Linked DNA regions of Homo sapiens: region 2 is linked to region 1. The links are chromatin loops, found by intact Hi-C in ENCODE. Cell type or tissue: psoas muscle. All regions are shown on one strand.

Evidence for each region. Hi-C counts contacts between places; a loop is a spot of excess contacts. Peaks named below come from ENCODE experiments on the same cell type or tissue, not always from the same donor. Only the 100,000 strongest peaks of a DNase experiment are listed, where the experiment ranks them.
Region 2: a loop joins it to region 1, with 5 times the contacts of the local background. A loop is called at or near these places in 54 of 110 quality-filtered maps.

Annotation. Positions count from the first base shown.
Region 1 is chr12:104,105,703-104,113,702 of GRCh38, reverse strand. It overlaps HCFC2 (host cell factor C2), which reads right to left. Exons shown (of 15, transcript NM_013320.3): 15 at 7,179-8,000. Among named protein-coding and RNA genes, the nearest start is that of NFYB, 29 kb to the left of the region's middle. In psoas muscle, a CTCF peak has its summit at 4,340 (motif pointing right); a DNase peak (open chromatin) is centred at 4,332; H3K27ac peaks cover 968 bases.
Region 2 is chr12:104,053,908-104,061,907 of GRCh38, reverse strand. It overlaps a transcript of GLT8D2 not described here. Among named protein-coding and RNA genes, the nearest start is that of HCFC2, 6.6 kb to the left of the region's middle. In psoas muscle, a CTCF peak has its summit at 4,037 (motif pointing left); a DNase peak (open chromatin) is centred at 5,667; H3K27ac peaks cover 899 bases.

The DNA.
Region 1 (8,000 bases):
ATAGGGGCAAAACTATTTGTTTTTATTCATTTATTTTTGAGATATTGTCTTGCTCAGTTGCCCAGGTTGGACTGCAGTGGTGTGATCTGGGCTCACTGCAATCTCCACCTCCCAGGCCCAAGTGATTCTGGTGCCTCAGCCTCCTGAATAGCTGAGACTACAGGTGCACACCACCACGCCCAGCTATTTTGTATATTTAGTAGAGATGGGGTTTCACCATATTGGCCAGGCTGGTCTCGAACTCCTGACCTCAAGTGATCTGCCCGCCTCGGCCTCCCAAATTGCTGGGATTACAGGCGTGAGCCACCGTGTCTGGCCTATAGGACCAAAACTAAACAAAATATCGGCAAATTGAGTCCAGCAAAATATTAAAACACACACCCCATGACCAAGTTGGGTTTATAATTGGAATTAAAGGCTGGTTTAATATTAAAAAGTCAGTTACCATAATTTATATATTAACACATTAAAGGAGAGACAGAAAAAAAGCCTTGAATAAAATTCAATATCCAGGCCGGGCGCGGTGGCTCACGTCTGTAATCCCAGCACTTTGGGAGGCCTAGGCAGGCAGAACACAAGGTCAGGAGATCGAGACCATCCTAGCTAACACGGTGAAACCCCGTTTCTACTAAAAAAAAAAAAAAATTAGCCGGTCTTAGTGGTGGGCACCTGTAGTCCCAGCTACTCTGGAGGCTGAGGCAGGAGAATGGCGTGAACCCGGGAGGCGGAGCTTGGAGTGAGCCAAGATTGCGCCACTGCACTCCAGCCTGGGCGACAGAGCCAGACTCCATCTCAAAAAAAAAAAAAAAAAAAATCCATTCATAATACAACTATTGGCAAACTAGATAAAGAGGATAACTTCCTTGGCCAGGTGCAGTGCAGCACTGGCCATCTTAGCACTTTGGAAGGCTGAGGCAGGAGGATTGCTTGAGCCCAGGAACTGGAGACTAGCCTGAGCAACATAATGAGACCTCACCTTTACAAAAAATTTAAACATAAGCTGGGCATGGTGGCACATGCCTGTAGTCCCAGCTACTTGGGATACTGAGGCAGGAGGATCACTTGAGCCCAGCAGATCAAGGCTGCAGTGAGCTGTGATCATGCCATGCACTCCAGCCTGGATTAACAGAAACAAAAAACCAAACCAAAAAACAAAAAACTTCCTTAAACTGATAAAGGCCATTTACAAAAAAAAAGCCACTAAACAGTGAAATGTTAAAAAAAAAATCTTTAAATCAGGGTTAAGACAAGATTCACTATCAGTTCCCTTCAACATTGTTCTATAGGTGCTAGCTAGCACAGAAATACAAGAAATTTTTAAAAAGTTGTAAGGATCAGAAAGGACAAAAATTGCCACTATTTGCAAATGTTAATTTAAAAAACTCAAAGGACATCTAGATAATTGTTAGAACTAATAAAAGTTTAGCATAGTTGTTGGATCTAAAATCAATACATGCCAACATTATTTCTATATAATCAGCAATAATCACAATGGAAAGTATAATTTTAACAGGTATAATTTTATCTGTTACCAGATAGAAACAGGTAAACTAAATTTAATTAAACTGAATTTTAAAAATCAGCAACAATCAGAATGGAAAGTATAATTTTAAAAATTCAGTAATTCAGTAAAATTCAGTTACCATCCATAACAGGTAAACTGAATTTAATTAAACTGAATTTTTAAAATTATACTTTCCATTCTGGTTATTGCTGATTATATAGAAATATTGTTATGCATTTTGAATGAAATTAACAAAGTCAATAAAAATAATGAGAAAAATTTTAAGATAAAAACAAATTTTAAAAAGATAAAAATTCAGTTTACAGCATTAAAAACTATAAAACCACTAGGATGAAATCTAATACAAGATGTAAAGGCCTTTATGGAGAACATTTTTAAAGTTCATTGAGACATGAAAGAAGACCTAATAAATGGAAAGCTACACAATGGTTTTGGCTGGAAAGACTCATTACTGAAAAGATGTCAGTTTTCTCCAAGTGGATCAACAGATTATTTACAATTACAAAGACAATACACAAACTGAGAGAAGATATATGCAATATATTTAACTGACCAAGGATTGGTATCCATCATATGAATCAATGAAAAAAAGACAGACAACCTAATAGAAAAATGGGCAAAAGACAGGAATATTTCACAGAAGAGGAATCATGATGGACCCATATATGAAGAGACACTCAATTTCATTAGTAATCAGGGAAATGCAAATTAAACCCACACTAAGAAACCACATAATAGCCATCCAGTTGGCACATACAAAGATAGTCAAGACCAAGTGTTAGCCAAGATGTGAAGCCATGGGAACTCTCAACCACTGCCAGTGGGAGTATAAGTTGGTACAAATGTTTTAGAAAACAATTACCAAGTAAAACCCACTCCTTAGAGCAGCAGTTCTCAGTTTTGGTCTCAGAACCTCTTTCTATCCTTAAAAACTATTGACGGCCTCAAAGAGCTGTTGTTCATGTGGGTTATATCTATCAATATTTACCATATTAGAAATTAAAATTCAGACTTCTTAAAACAGAAATATACAAGTATACTTGATTAGCTGCCAGAGTGATGATGTTATCATACATCTGGAAAATGTGAAAAAATCGAGAATGAAATGAACAAATAATGCCTTAGTATTATTATGAAAATAGTTTTGTCCTCACAGACCCCTCCCAAAAAGGTCTCAGGGACCCCCAGGCGTCCCTGAACCACACTTTGACAACAACTGTCCTAGAGCAACTGCTGTAAAAGTGCACCAGGAGACAATACAAGAAGTCATTCATTCCTCAAATATTTATTGAGCATCTACCTGGTGCCAGGCATTGTTCTGACATTGGGAATATGGTAGAGTACAGAACAGACAAAACTTCTGCCCACACACAGCTTACATTGTAATTGGGCAGAATGTTCATAGCAGCATTGTTTGTAATTGCAAAATGCTGAAAACAATCCAAATCTCCATAAATAGAAGAATGGATAAATAAATTGTGAAATAGTCATACAATCGAATACCATATAGCTGTGAAAACATGAAATACAGTTACATGCATAAACATGGATGGGAATCTCAAAAACAATGTCAGAAAAAAGAGGTCACAGAAGAATACATACAGCATGATTCCATTTACATAAAAGTTCAAAAACAAATTTAAACAATATATTACTAGGAATACATACATAGATGGTAGAGTCACAAATAAAAACATGGGAAATTATTAACAAAAAATCCAGAAGAATGTTTACCTCATATAATCTATGGAGGGAGAACAAATGGGGGATTCTAGGCAGCTGAGAATGTTCTAGTTCTTAAGCTGAAGGCTGAGTACGTGTGATCATGTTATTTTTTAAACCATACATACACAATATACTTTTGTATTATTTCACAACAAACATTTTAAAAGAAAAAAGATACAAGGTTATGCAATACGTACTTTCATCAACAAAGGGAGAATATCTTCTGATATTTCAGCCACTACTGTGCTATGCAAATCAGTCAATTATAATAATGGGGGAAGCAATACATGATAATATGAAAAGGAAATGAGTATGGACTATTCCTCACGGAAGTTAACTAGATTCCCACAGGGTCAAGATCCAATGAGATGGCAATATTATAGCACTGTTCTTCCAAGTTGGCTTGGACTCACTGGCATGACTCTGGTTAATTGGTTACTTTGTTCTCTGGGTATAATTATTTATATAAAGCAGACAATGAAATGATAGGTGATATAAATTCCAAATAAATTGACAAAGAAACCACCTCTTTACTGAATTATGTTGACTTTCAAAAGTACAAATATCCTCTCACACATTCTCCTAATAATGATTTATGTATTAAGTATTCCAAAAATATGGAAAGTGTATGGCAGCAACTGACCGTTTCTCCACATTGCTCAATAACAGGTGCCTTGCTGATCACACAAATGTTATAACAATTTTGCAATCACGTCTTTACCAAGGTTATCAATGTCAGTGCCATTATGTAGACTTAAAAAGACATAGTTAAGATGCAATTTCTCCTGATTCAGAAAACTAGCTAGAAATTTTGATAAACAATCTAAAAATCCTCAAAAATTAAATGGATCTTGAAATAATCAGTGTGTCCCTGTATCTAAACAGGGCAGGTTAAAGTTATTATCTTGGGTTAGGAAGTTGCAGGAAAGTAGAAAGTATATTCTCCAGGTCCATTCTCTCCAACTGGGTCTAACACAGGATTGCCAACTCACCAGAAAGCTCCAGGTATTGCTGTAGCTATTTTTAAAATCCTAGGCAGCTACAAGACCTAGAATCTTATCCACATGTAAGCTGGGCTGGACAATGCCACCAGGGGGTGCTAAATCGCAACTGGCAGGATGATTGTGAATCAAGCAGTTTTATCTTCAGATCTCTGCCCACTCTCTTACATGCTATGCTTTGTTACAGCGGATGATAAACATTATGGCTGTAGCTTTTTGCCCCTTCCCCAATATGGAAAGAGAAAAGGAGGTAACTCTTCTTAAATTCTCAGAGAACGTCTACTCTATCTTCTCAGTAGGAGGAATGGATAATCTTTTTGGTTGGAGCTGGACATTTGTTGGAGTATAATTTACTAGTGGACATGGTTTTTCTATGTTCAAAAACAAACACTAGCTGCTACCTTTTATTTTTAACCTGTATGTGCTCATACCAAAGGGCTCATCTTGTGCCTTCCTCAATTCTCATGCTCAGGAATGATGGATCTTTTAGCTTCGTATCTTTGCGGGGGTAAGAAGACCATGAAGGGGAAGTGGGTAGAATGGTGGTGGTGGGGGGGGACGTTTCCTTCTCTGTGACATCTTCCATATCTGATATGCCACCAATTCATACTTTCTTCTCTTTTATAGGTAAACACCCTGACATCTCTAGGCACTCTTCAAATATCTTTTGAACAAGCAAATTAAAATCAGTAAATAAGGAATACTTCTGTAACCTTCACAACCTCATCTCTATGACTTCCCAGCATTCTCTCTATCCAAGACCAAAGGCTTTATAACCTTGCATTCTCATAACTTTTTTGAATGTGAGGTACTGGCAGGAGTGGTAGCCAGATTGTGAATTTGACGATTAAGTAGCAGGCCTTTGCTCAACCTAATTTATCCAAAATACCAAATATATAAAACAAAAGAACCTCATGCTCAGTTCCAGATCCCCTCTGCTGAGATTAATAGGCCCACAAGTGGACACTATTTTGAACAAGGAAGCTGGTGTTCTCAGATTTTATGGCCTTTTTTTTTGAGATGGGGTTTCACTCTTGTCGCTCAGGCTGGAGTGCAATGGCGCGATCTCAGCTCACTGCAACCTCCGCCTCCAGGGTTCAAGCGATTCTCCTGCCTCAGCCTCCTGAGTAGCCGGGATTACAGACGCCCGCCACCATGCCAAGCTAATTTTTGTATTTTTAGTAGAGACGGGGTTTCACCATATTGGCCAGGCTGGTCAATCCTCAGGTGATCCACCCGCCTTGGCCTGGGATTACAGACATAAGCCCTTCATTCGGTTTACAGAATTTATTGATTTTTCCCCCAGAATTTTGTAGTTCATGTTTTTCCAGGAATGATCAAAGTAAGTTTTTTTCTGGAGTCACAGAAATACATAAGTCTAGGGACTAACTATAACTAGAAAACTTAGAAGGGAGTTTTGCCAATGTCATCTCATTTTCCTGAGTGTAAGAATCTTTTGTCCTACAAGTTTAGAGGTGATAACAGTGACCTGACTTGATATTAACAGAATCCAATGCAGTTCCAATCCTGGTAACCATGTCCTTCAGCAGTTCCCTGAACTTATATAGGTAGGTAATTTCTAGTGTCAGAGATTAACTTTTGACAGTTTTAGCTTATTTTGATCATCCAGTGTTAAAAATCATAATCCAGCAATGCCCATAACCTCATGAAAGATCTTTCTTCTTTCTTTCCTTTAAGAAAAAAAACAAACCTGATCTGGTAGAAGGACCTTTTCCAATCAAAGACCTCCTATACTAAATCTCTTATCCCAGAACTTCTTTTAACCTAATAGCAGGGCAGGGTAAGACAAAGCTAAAGAGTTTGCATTTCCTCCAGATACTTGGCAAATCTGCAAAAAATCTCTTTCCCTTTCAAAGCTTCCCTCCCATTTTGACCTCTATTTAGGAGGAGTGGGAATATGAAGAAGTGTAAAGGTGACAATTTTCTTTACCCGCTTGTTAAAATATTTAAGTACCAGTTAACTAGCCAGCCAACATGGAACGGGTATAAAGACCCAGTCTCTGCCTTGAAGACCTACCATCTAGCAGATGGAGAGGGACATGCTAACAAATAGGGGCGCTAAGTTTTTAGACTGCTATGACAGAAGATTTAACAAAGGACAGTGGGAGAACAAAAAGAAGGGGTTAAATCTACCTGGTGGTGGAGTATGTCAGGAAAGACTTCTTCAGATTGGCAATTTGGCCTGAATCTAGGAAAAAAAATGAATGGGGACAGGTGGGAGTAAAAAAGGGAACCATAGACAGGAGGAGGTGTGTAAAGATGGACAGAAAGCATGGTATGATAGACACTACAAAAATGAGGAAGTGCCGAGACAGTGGACAAAAGTTTCAAATGACAAGATTAAATACGATAAAAGAGTTCCCTGGATTTGGGAAATGGGAGGTTATCCTTGAACTTTGCTAGAGCCATTTCAATGGAGCAGCAGGTCAGAAGTCTGGCTGCTATGAATTTAAAAGGATGAAAAGAATAAAGAAAAATATTTTAGAGTAAATGAAAGACAAAAAAAAGGTGACAACAAGTTTAGACTATTTCTTGGAGCCATTTGCCTTTTTACTTTCAAGCATACTAGTTCAGGTGTGACAAGGGTTACTTACATAGGATTTACATTTCTATGAGAAAACGACTCCCAACTGCCATCTTAAAAACTTAAAAACAAGTTTTTAAACACAATCCATTCTTAATTTAAAGGCTGCCTATATTATTTCAAACAATACAGGCAGCCTTTTAAATATATGTTTAACAATTATTAAACTTGTTAATTATTAAATATTAATTATTAAACATGTTAATATATGTTTAATATGTTTACATAATGTTATTTTAAATATAAAATCAACATTTCTACAGATTTACTCTGCCATCACTAACTTTTCTTTCATATCCTTCAAAATAAATAACACCTGTAATTGTTTATAGTAGAAAAGGTGCTTTATTTTACATATCATTGGTACACGATACATAAAACTGCCTAAAATCAGTCTTGAAAAACACAACAGTCAGTCAGTTACACCTTAAAGGGTCAAAGACCAAGTCTATTTTGCAAGCTACTTCATTTATGATCAAATGACTACAATAATTTTAAATACTAATAATGTCTTCATATCCAATGTTACAAATGATTTTTGTTACAAGGGCTGTAATTTTTTAAAATAAAAATATCTTTAGCTATAGACCTTATTTCTAATCAGAATGAATCTTTGCTAGTCTACAAGTCTTTGAAATAATAGATCAACAATTTCACCTTCCTATAGATAATTGTATTTATGTAATTGGGTAATGAGGCAGGAGTCCTTCATACATGCAATCAGATTATTTCAATTTTTTAAAAAATGCAGATAAAATTGAGTTTATATATACCCTATGTCTAATTAAGTTGCCAAAGAAGTTTATTAAACTAAAATGAAGCCAATATGATATTTTAGAAAACATAATTCTGAGAGCATGCAACATCAAAAATATTTTTACTACTTATGAGAGCCAGAGTTGCAGAACACAGAAGAGGACTGGCACAAAGTCTTGTTATATTTGAACTGCTTACCTGACTGGGAAGAGTAAAGAAAGTCATTTAACTCAGTGCAAATCCTATGAAAAATATCTGCATGATACAGCCTACTGCTACACAAAGGGATCTTCATTTAGAAAATGTGCAAATCATAAGAAGCTAAATGCACTTCTCTTGCTATTTGCTCCAATTCATTCTATTCATCAGCACACAGCTCTAAGATCTC
Region 2 (8,000 bases), 52 kb after region 1:
ACCTCCTAGGTTCAAGCAATTCTCCTGCCTCAGCCTCCTGAGTAGCTGGGATTACAGGCATGCACCACCACGCCTGGCTAATTCTGTATTTTTAGTAGGGATGAGGTTTCTCCATGTTGGTCAGGCTAGTCTTGAACTCCCAACCTCAGGTGATCTGCCCACCTTGGTCTCCTAAGGTTCTGGGGTTACAGGCATGAACCACTGCGCCTGGCCAGCCCAATTTCATAATATGTCCAAAGAGAATTTGGAAAGGGAGGGAGAAATAAGATGTCTGCGAACAGAAAAGAGGTTATGAATATTTATCTATTAATATTTTTCTATGTCACATACATAACATAGGAGGCTCTTAAATGTTGCCATAATAAAGTTTTTATGGATTTGAAATAAAACTGGAAGAGTTGGAATAAAGCAGTGAGTTTTTCATAAAACCCAAAGTGTTTAATTTAAAGAACTGTACTTTGTTCTGAGAGTTTTGTGCCTAGATGGTAGTTTTTTTCTAATGCCCTTATAGCACAAGGTTAAAGGAAAAAATCAAACGTTCCAACCCTAATGTTGAACTTCAAATTTAAAAAAACTAGTCTATGATATTTGAAAGCCCAAGTACCCTTGAACTAGGAGAAAAATTAAGGCAAAATATTTTTAAGACAAAAGAGATTGCAAGCTATAACTGGTGGCTTAGATAGGGAGCTGCAGGGTGATGAGGAAATGTGTACTAGTTTCCTAGGGCTGCTGTGAAACAATAGGAATGTTTTGTTTCACAGTTCTGAAGGATATATAAGTCTGAAATCAAAGTGTCAGTAGGGCTGTGATCCCTGCAAAACCTGTAGGAAAGAATGCTTCCATGCCTCTTTCTAGCTTCTGGTGGCAGCTGTCAATCCATGGCAGCCCTTGACTTGTCAATGAATCACTCCAGTCTCTGACTCCATCACATCATCACGTGGTGTTCTCCCTGTGTGTCTGTCTCTTCTTTTTTTTTTTTCTTTTTGAGACAAGGTCTGGCTCTGTCATCCAGGTTGGAGTGCAATGGTGCGATCTCAGCTTGCTGCAGCCTCCACCTCCCAGGCTTAAGTGATCCTCCCACCTCAGCTTTTGGAGTAGCTGAGATTATAGGTGTGCACTACCATGCCTGGCTAGTTTTTAAATTTTTTCTAGAGATGAGGTTTTACCATGTTTCCCATGCTGGTCTTGAACTCCTGAGCTCAAGCAATCCTCCTGCATCAGCCTCCCAAAGTGCTGGGATTACAGATGTGAGCCACTGCGCCCAGCCTCTTCTCCTCTTATTATAAATTCACTAGTTATATTGGATTAGGGCTCATCCTGTGATCTCATCTTAACTTGATTATATCAGCAAGGATCCCATATCCAAATAAAGTCATATTCATAGGTACAGCGGGTTAAGGCTTCAGCATGTCTTTTGGGGGAGATACAATTCAATCTATGACAAAGTACATAATCCAATGGGAAAGATGTTTTAGTAGAGCAGTTTTGAGTAATCTGTCCTTGAGGGAGGCATCTAAAATAGGTCCCCATTTCACAGTAAAGTACCTTCAATCTCTGAAACTTCAAGAATGTAGTTTGGAAACAACAACCTAGGAGGAGAGTTTGGAGAAGAGGGATGGAAAATAGCACCCTGAAGAAGCCAGCATTGATGGGGTAAAGACAAGAGGAGGCACTCATGAAGGAAATAGAGAATAGGTAGCCAGAGAAGTTAAAAGGGAACTGGGTGAGGGTGATGTCAAAGAAGCCACAGGCAAAGAGGGTTTCATAGAGGCAGAAGTGGTAAGGAAAGCCAAAAGCCACAGAGAGGTCAGGGAAGAAGAGGACGAAGAAGCAACTGTTGGATTTGCAAATTAGGAGGTTAGTAGTGGCCTAGAATTAAAATGTTTTCAATGGAGTGGGAGGGAAAGAAGCCAGAGAGAACTGAAGCATGAGTTAGAAAATGCGGATAACATGTGTAGTCTATTCTTTACAGAGACTTGGCCATGTAAGGAAAGAAAGAACAATGGCTGGCAAGGAGAGAGAGGTACTGTGTAAATTGTTATTATTTTGGATGGTGAGACTTGTGGGCCCAGAAGAAGGATCCAGTTGCAAACAAAAGGTCGGAAGAGCACAACCAGCAATCATTTCCAACCTTCTCCTTGCCTGCCTCTCATTATTGAGGCTGGGAAGGAAAAAAACAAACAAACAAAATACAAACAAATAAGAACTTTCCCAGACTACTGTACCCACTCTCCTTCAAGATCTGCTCTCCTTTTCTTTTCAGTAACAGAATCTGGACTCTGAGCTGGGCACATGACCATTCTAAATAAAAACTAATTTCCCAAGCTTCCCTCAACTTGTTGTGGCCTGTGGCTAAATATTGACCTATGGGTTGTAAGCAAAAGTAATATATATAATTCCAGAATGTGTTCTAGAGGAGGGAAGCTTCCTTTCTCTTACTCTTTCCTGCTGTCTGGAATGTAGATGTAATGGCTAGAACTGGAGCAGCCATCTTGGACCATGAGCTGGAAGAAGCCTAATTTCCTGAGTACTTAGTGAAGTAGAGCAGCTCCACTGGAAATTACATCCCATAGGGCAAGTAGATCTGTTCAGAAAGAGCTGGGATTTGGTGGATCAAAGTCCTGGAGGATCAAGAAAAGATGGATCCTGAAGTCCATGTATACCTACATGTATACCAGGGTTGAATAGATACATTAATTCTCTATTATAGATTATATAAATATTATGTATTCTATACATGTACAGGAATCCCTCTTTAGCCATGGTTTCACTTACCCACAGTCAATGCAGTCTGAGAATATTAAATGGAAAATTCCAGAAATAAGCAATTTGTAAGTTTTAAATTGTGTAACATCCTGAGTCACATGATGAAGTCTTGCGCTGTCCCGCTCTTACCTGCCTGGGATGTGAATCATCCTTTGTCCAGTGTTTCCACACTGTATGTGCCACCTGCCCATTCGTAATTGAGTAGCTGTCTTAGTTAGAGGTATATAGGATTTGGTGCTATCCGTGGTTTTAGGCATCTCTGGGGGTCTTTGAATGTATCCCCCTTGGGTAAGGGAGCATCTGTTGTGTTATAGAAAGCTCTATTGGACAGTGCTGCTCTAGACTTTTTAGGCATATGTTAGAGAAGGTACTTTCATCTCTCACTACTTCCTCTCCTCTCTGCCCACTCCTCCGTATCAAACACCCACCAGAGTCATTTACCTGGACTGTTTCATTTGGGGTTAAGATCAAGGGCTTTAAGACCCAATAGGTTGTAGCTACTTAACTAGTTGTATGGCCTTGGTCAAATTATTTATCCTCTTTGAACCTCAGATTCTTTGTCTATAAAATGGGAATAATAAGAGCATCTGCTTCTTAGGGTTAGTCAAAGGATTAAATGAGATAATATGGTTCCAAAGTGGCAGCAAGGAAGCAATCTGGCTTCACACCCCCCAATGGAAAACCCAAAACTAATATTCAACACTGAAATTATCACCAGCAATATCCGAGAACTCAAATATGAGGATGAGACATTTGCTGGGGCCACAGAGAAGTTTAAAAAACTCTGAGCAGATGGTAAGAGAATCAGACTTCCATATCTGTAATCCCCTCCCCACAATCTGCCAGGCACCAACTGCATGAAAATTTCCCCCAACTCACAGTCTGTACACTGTAAAAAGTGAGATCAAGGCATAGACAACCAGCTTCTCCACAATCTTGGGTTCCCTTGCAGGAGACTTGTCCCAGCCTCAACCACTAGAAGCATCAGCAGTCCCTAGAGGAGAAATATCCCTGAGAACAGCCAGAGACAAAGGGGAGAGGTGAGACTACCATCCCAGCTCTGGAAACTCTGCTGTGTAACTTGACAAAAAGAGATGGAGACACCAAATCATAGTGGCTGTTCAGCAGCACCACACTGTAGGAGGTTGGGTCCATAGGTCCCTTGGACACTGAACCCCTAGCTAGCCTTCCCAAACTACTGGGATATCCCCCATTAAGGATGAGGGGCACTGATTATTTATTAGAATGGAGGCAAACGTGGGTTTCAGCACCATCTAGTGCTGAAAATGGGGCAGTGACCTAGCAAGGGGGGAAAAAAAGAAAGAAAGAAATAGGTAAATGAAATAATACATGTAAAGTACAGGCAGTCTTCACTTTGCATGATAACACTGTTCTGTAAACATGATATGCAAGCCAACACCCTTCAAAGTGATCTCAATTATCAGTGGGAAAAATTACAATTGTTTTGTGATGTTTAAAAACTTTTGTCAAAATATTAAAAACTTTCTTACTGTTGGATATAAATATATAGAGAAATGAAAAAATTGTAAACCTAATATTTCTTTATTATGCCATAATTTAAAACAGAAATATTGAGAATTAATGTGTTTTGCTTTTTTTTTTTTGAGACAGGGTCTTTGTCACCTGAGCTGAAGTACAGTGGCATGATCACAGCTCACCACAACCTTGACCTCCCAGGCTAAAGCGATCCTCCCACCTCAGCCTTCTGAGTAGTTGGGACCATAGGTACATAACACCACACCTGGCTAACTTTTTTATTTTTTGTAGAGACGGGGTCTCCCTATGTTGCTCAGGCTGGTCTTGAACTCCTGAGCTCAAGCCTCAGCCTTCCAAAGTGCTGGGATTACAGGTGTGAGCCACCATGCCCAGCCTCCTTTCTAAGTTTTCCTTTGTGCTTTCAATGTTGTGAGATATCTTTCAGCATTCCTTTAATGTGAATTTTTTGCCCATGTCACTTTCTGGAACATCTTTATCCTTTTCCTTACAACTTCCTTCCTTATTTGTGTTCATAAGTTTACCTTTACTAAGTCTCTCTGGATGCCCATCTGGAGTTGAACAGTGGCAATGTCAACATTCCCATGGCCACCAATTTCTTCTGTAACTCCAGTGATCTTTGATTTGAACTTCACTGCCACAATAATCACTTTTTGTTTCTTTGCTTCACTTTTATCTTTATTGGCAAATTCTATCGTCCATTTTTTACAATGTTACTTGGAGATAAAGAGGCAACACAACTACATGCTTTGCTGTCTGTGCATAACTAAATAACAGATGTCCAGTGACCAGTCACCAGCAGACTAGAAATGAAGTGATGTGCTGTGGTCACTGACCATGGCGTGCATCTGTTATTTACATAGTAATTTTGTGGACTGAAAACCTGGCAGCAAAGCTTGTATTTATGCAATTACTTACAGTGAATATACTGTGGTAACTGAAATTTGAACTGTATTATTGGGGGACTTGTGTTATATAACTAAACGGTGCTAATTGAAATCTGTGCTGTTACCATGCCAAGCAAGGACTGTGCTATACTTACGCAATGTCTGACATGTAGTTAGCATTTAATAAGTAGTAGATTGTTTTATTTCTATCATTATCATGATTTTATTATATTTCTACACTTTCTATTCCTCCTCCTGAGCTGCAGGCCAAAAAGTCAACCCTAGAGTGAGAATCTGGTGCTGGAGGTGGCAGACAGTCCTGTGTTTTCAGCCAAGAGTGTAAATTGCAATGTCTTTAATCTCAATTGAGGACTCAGGCCAAGGGCCAAAGGCTTATTGCCAGAGGTCTGAGAAGAGGTTCTGGGGAGTGCTAGCAAGTGGGCAGAACTCGATAGCAGAGATCCTGGGCAGGGACTGTTGCCAAGGTGAGGGAAACAGATGGTGTCTGAGAGGTCTGTTTACAGATTGCAGGGCTCCAGCCATGGATCTTGGCTGAAGCTATGTCCAAAGCATAGAGAGGGCAGCTGGCAAGAGCAAGGCAGGGCTCCAGGCTAGATAGAACCTAACTTAATTGCCAGAACAGGGAACTGGGCCAAGGAAGAAAAACAGTTACCGCATGCGGGAGAGAGGGAACTCAAGTGTGAGACTCAGGTGCTGGAGCAATTGCTGCAGTTCAGGGAGTAGCAGGGGAAAGCAAGAGCACCGAAGCTCAGGGCAACAGGAAGATGACCTGCAACTGAACCACACCAGGCAAAAGAGAGGGAATTGAGGCTGCTATGGTAATTCCTGCCCCATATGTGTGATCTTGGAGCCCAGCCATGGGAGACAAACGTGGCAAAGAGGCTTGTCAGCCTGACCCAATGTGGTAATTCATGTACTACTACAGAAGACTTATTCCTTTCCTCCCAGGCAAACTTATCAGCTTTAATAGATTTTATCTAGGACCTTATCTAAAAGTTATATACTCAGTAAAGGCAGACCCAGTTAGCAAGAAGAAATGATGAACATCTGACCTTCAACTAGTAAGAAATAAACATGGAATAATAGAGACTAAGATACATGTTTTGTTGACAAGTGATACCACAAATATAAAATGCATGTGAAATGCATACATATTGCATGGGGTTGCACTCAGGCATGTAACTAAATCTAACCAAACTTAGTTGACCACTTAAGGGTTTATTTTCCTCACATAGCAAGATTTTCCATGAGTAGTTAGTTCAGGGCTGCTGTGGTGATTCTCTGCCATCTTTAGCATATGCCAGGCTGCAGAATGACAGAGTGCCAGGGACCCCATTCATATAATGCAAGGATATTTTCCATTTACTTCTACAGATCTACTCTCCACCCTTCAACCTGTTCAGTGTCCTGAGAGGCTGACCTGAATGGATTATAGCACTTGAGCTTCTTGCCCTCTGACTTCTAGTTGGATTTGGTCAATGGGAGACACTACCAACAGGAGACTGTGAGGCTGGGGTAATCAGCCCCTCGTCCCTTTTGTGCAGAGCACCACAGGTTGGCTGTATCCCAGTGGGAGGGCCGCTCTTGCTGGCCACCCTCTCCATATCCTCTCTCCAGGTCCTGGAAACCACTCTCTCTTGTTGCCCTTCAGAGTTTGGGGTGGTAATAACTCCCTGCTATTGCTAGCCCCAGGGTACTGCATCATCTCTTAACCATGTTTCCCTGACAGTGATTACACCTTTTCAATTAGTGCCTTTTTAAAAAGTCTCCACCATTACCCTATTGGAGGGAGCTGTCTGTATCCTGCCAGGACCCTGACTGATTCAACTCTATAGTCACTGTGCACAACCAGTGTGGCCATATGCAGCAGCACAGTGCAGGCCTCTTATCCCCATGGCTGCAAGGTGGCTACTTCACACGCAAGCTTCAAGGTTGGATTTTAAACAGGAAGAAAGGGCAAAAGACACCAAAGAGCTCTTTGCCAGGAAAACACTAGCTTTCAAGGAAGTACTAGACAGCAGATGTCTGCTCACGTGCCACTCTAGCTGCAGGACATCCAAGGAGGAGAATCTTTTCAAATAGGCATTTTGCTGTCCATATGAAATCGTGTTTCTATTAGAAGGGAGGAAGCAGAGCAATGAACATGGGGAGGCAGGTATCCAAAGGAAATAAAATCAGTATTTCAATGGGGAGGCAGATATCTCTTTGAAATACTGATTTTATTTCCTTTGGATATCTGCCTCCCCATGTTCATTGCAGCATTATTTATCATAGTCAAGATATGGAATCAACTTAAGTATCCATTGATGGGTGAATGGATAAATATATTGTGGTACATATATGCAATAGAATATTATTCAGCCATATAAAGGAAATCCTGCTATTTTTGACAACGTGGATGAAACTTGAGGGCATTATGCTAAGTGAAATAAGCCAGATACAGAAAAACAAATACATACAATTTTACTTATATTTGTAATCTAAGAAAGTCAAACTCATAGAAGCAGGGAGTAGGTGGAATGGTGGTTGCTAGGGTGAGGGGATGGGGAAAATGGGGAGATGTTAGTCAAACAGTATAAACTTTCAGTTATCAGATGAGCAAATTCTGGGGATCTAGTGTAGAAAATGGGTGGTGTTGGATGTGTTAATTAATTTGATTTTGGTAATCATTACACAGTGTACATGCATATCAAGTCAACACCGTACATCTTGAATGTATTCAGTCTTTCTCAGTTAAATATTTAAATTTAAAATTAAATATTCAATTATATATTATTCAATAAAATCAATTACATGTTATAGTTCAATTTC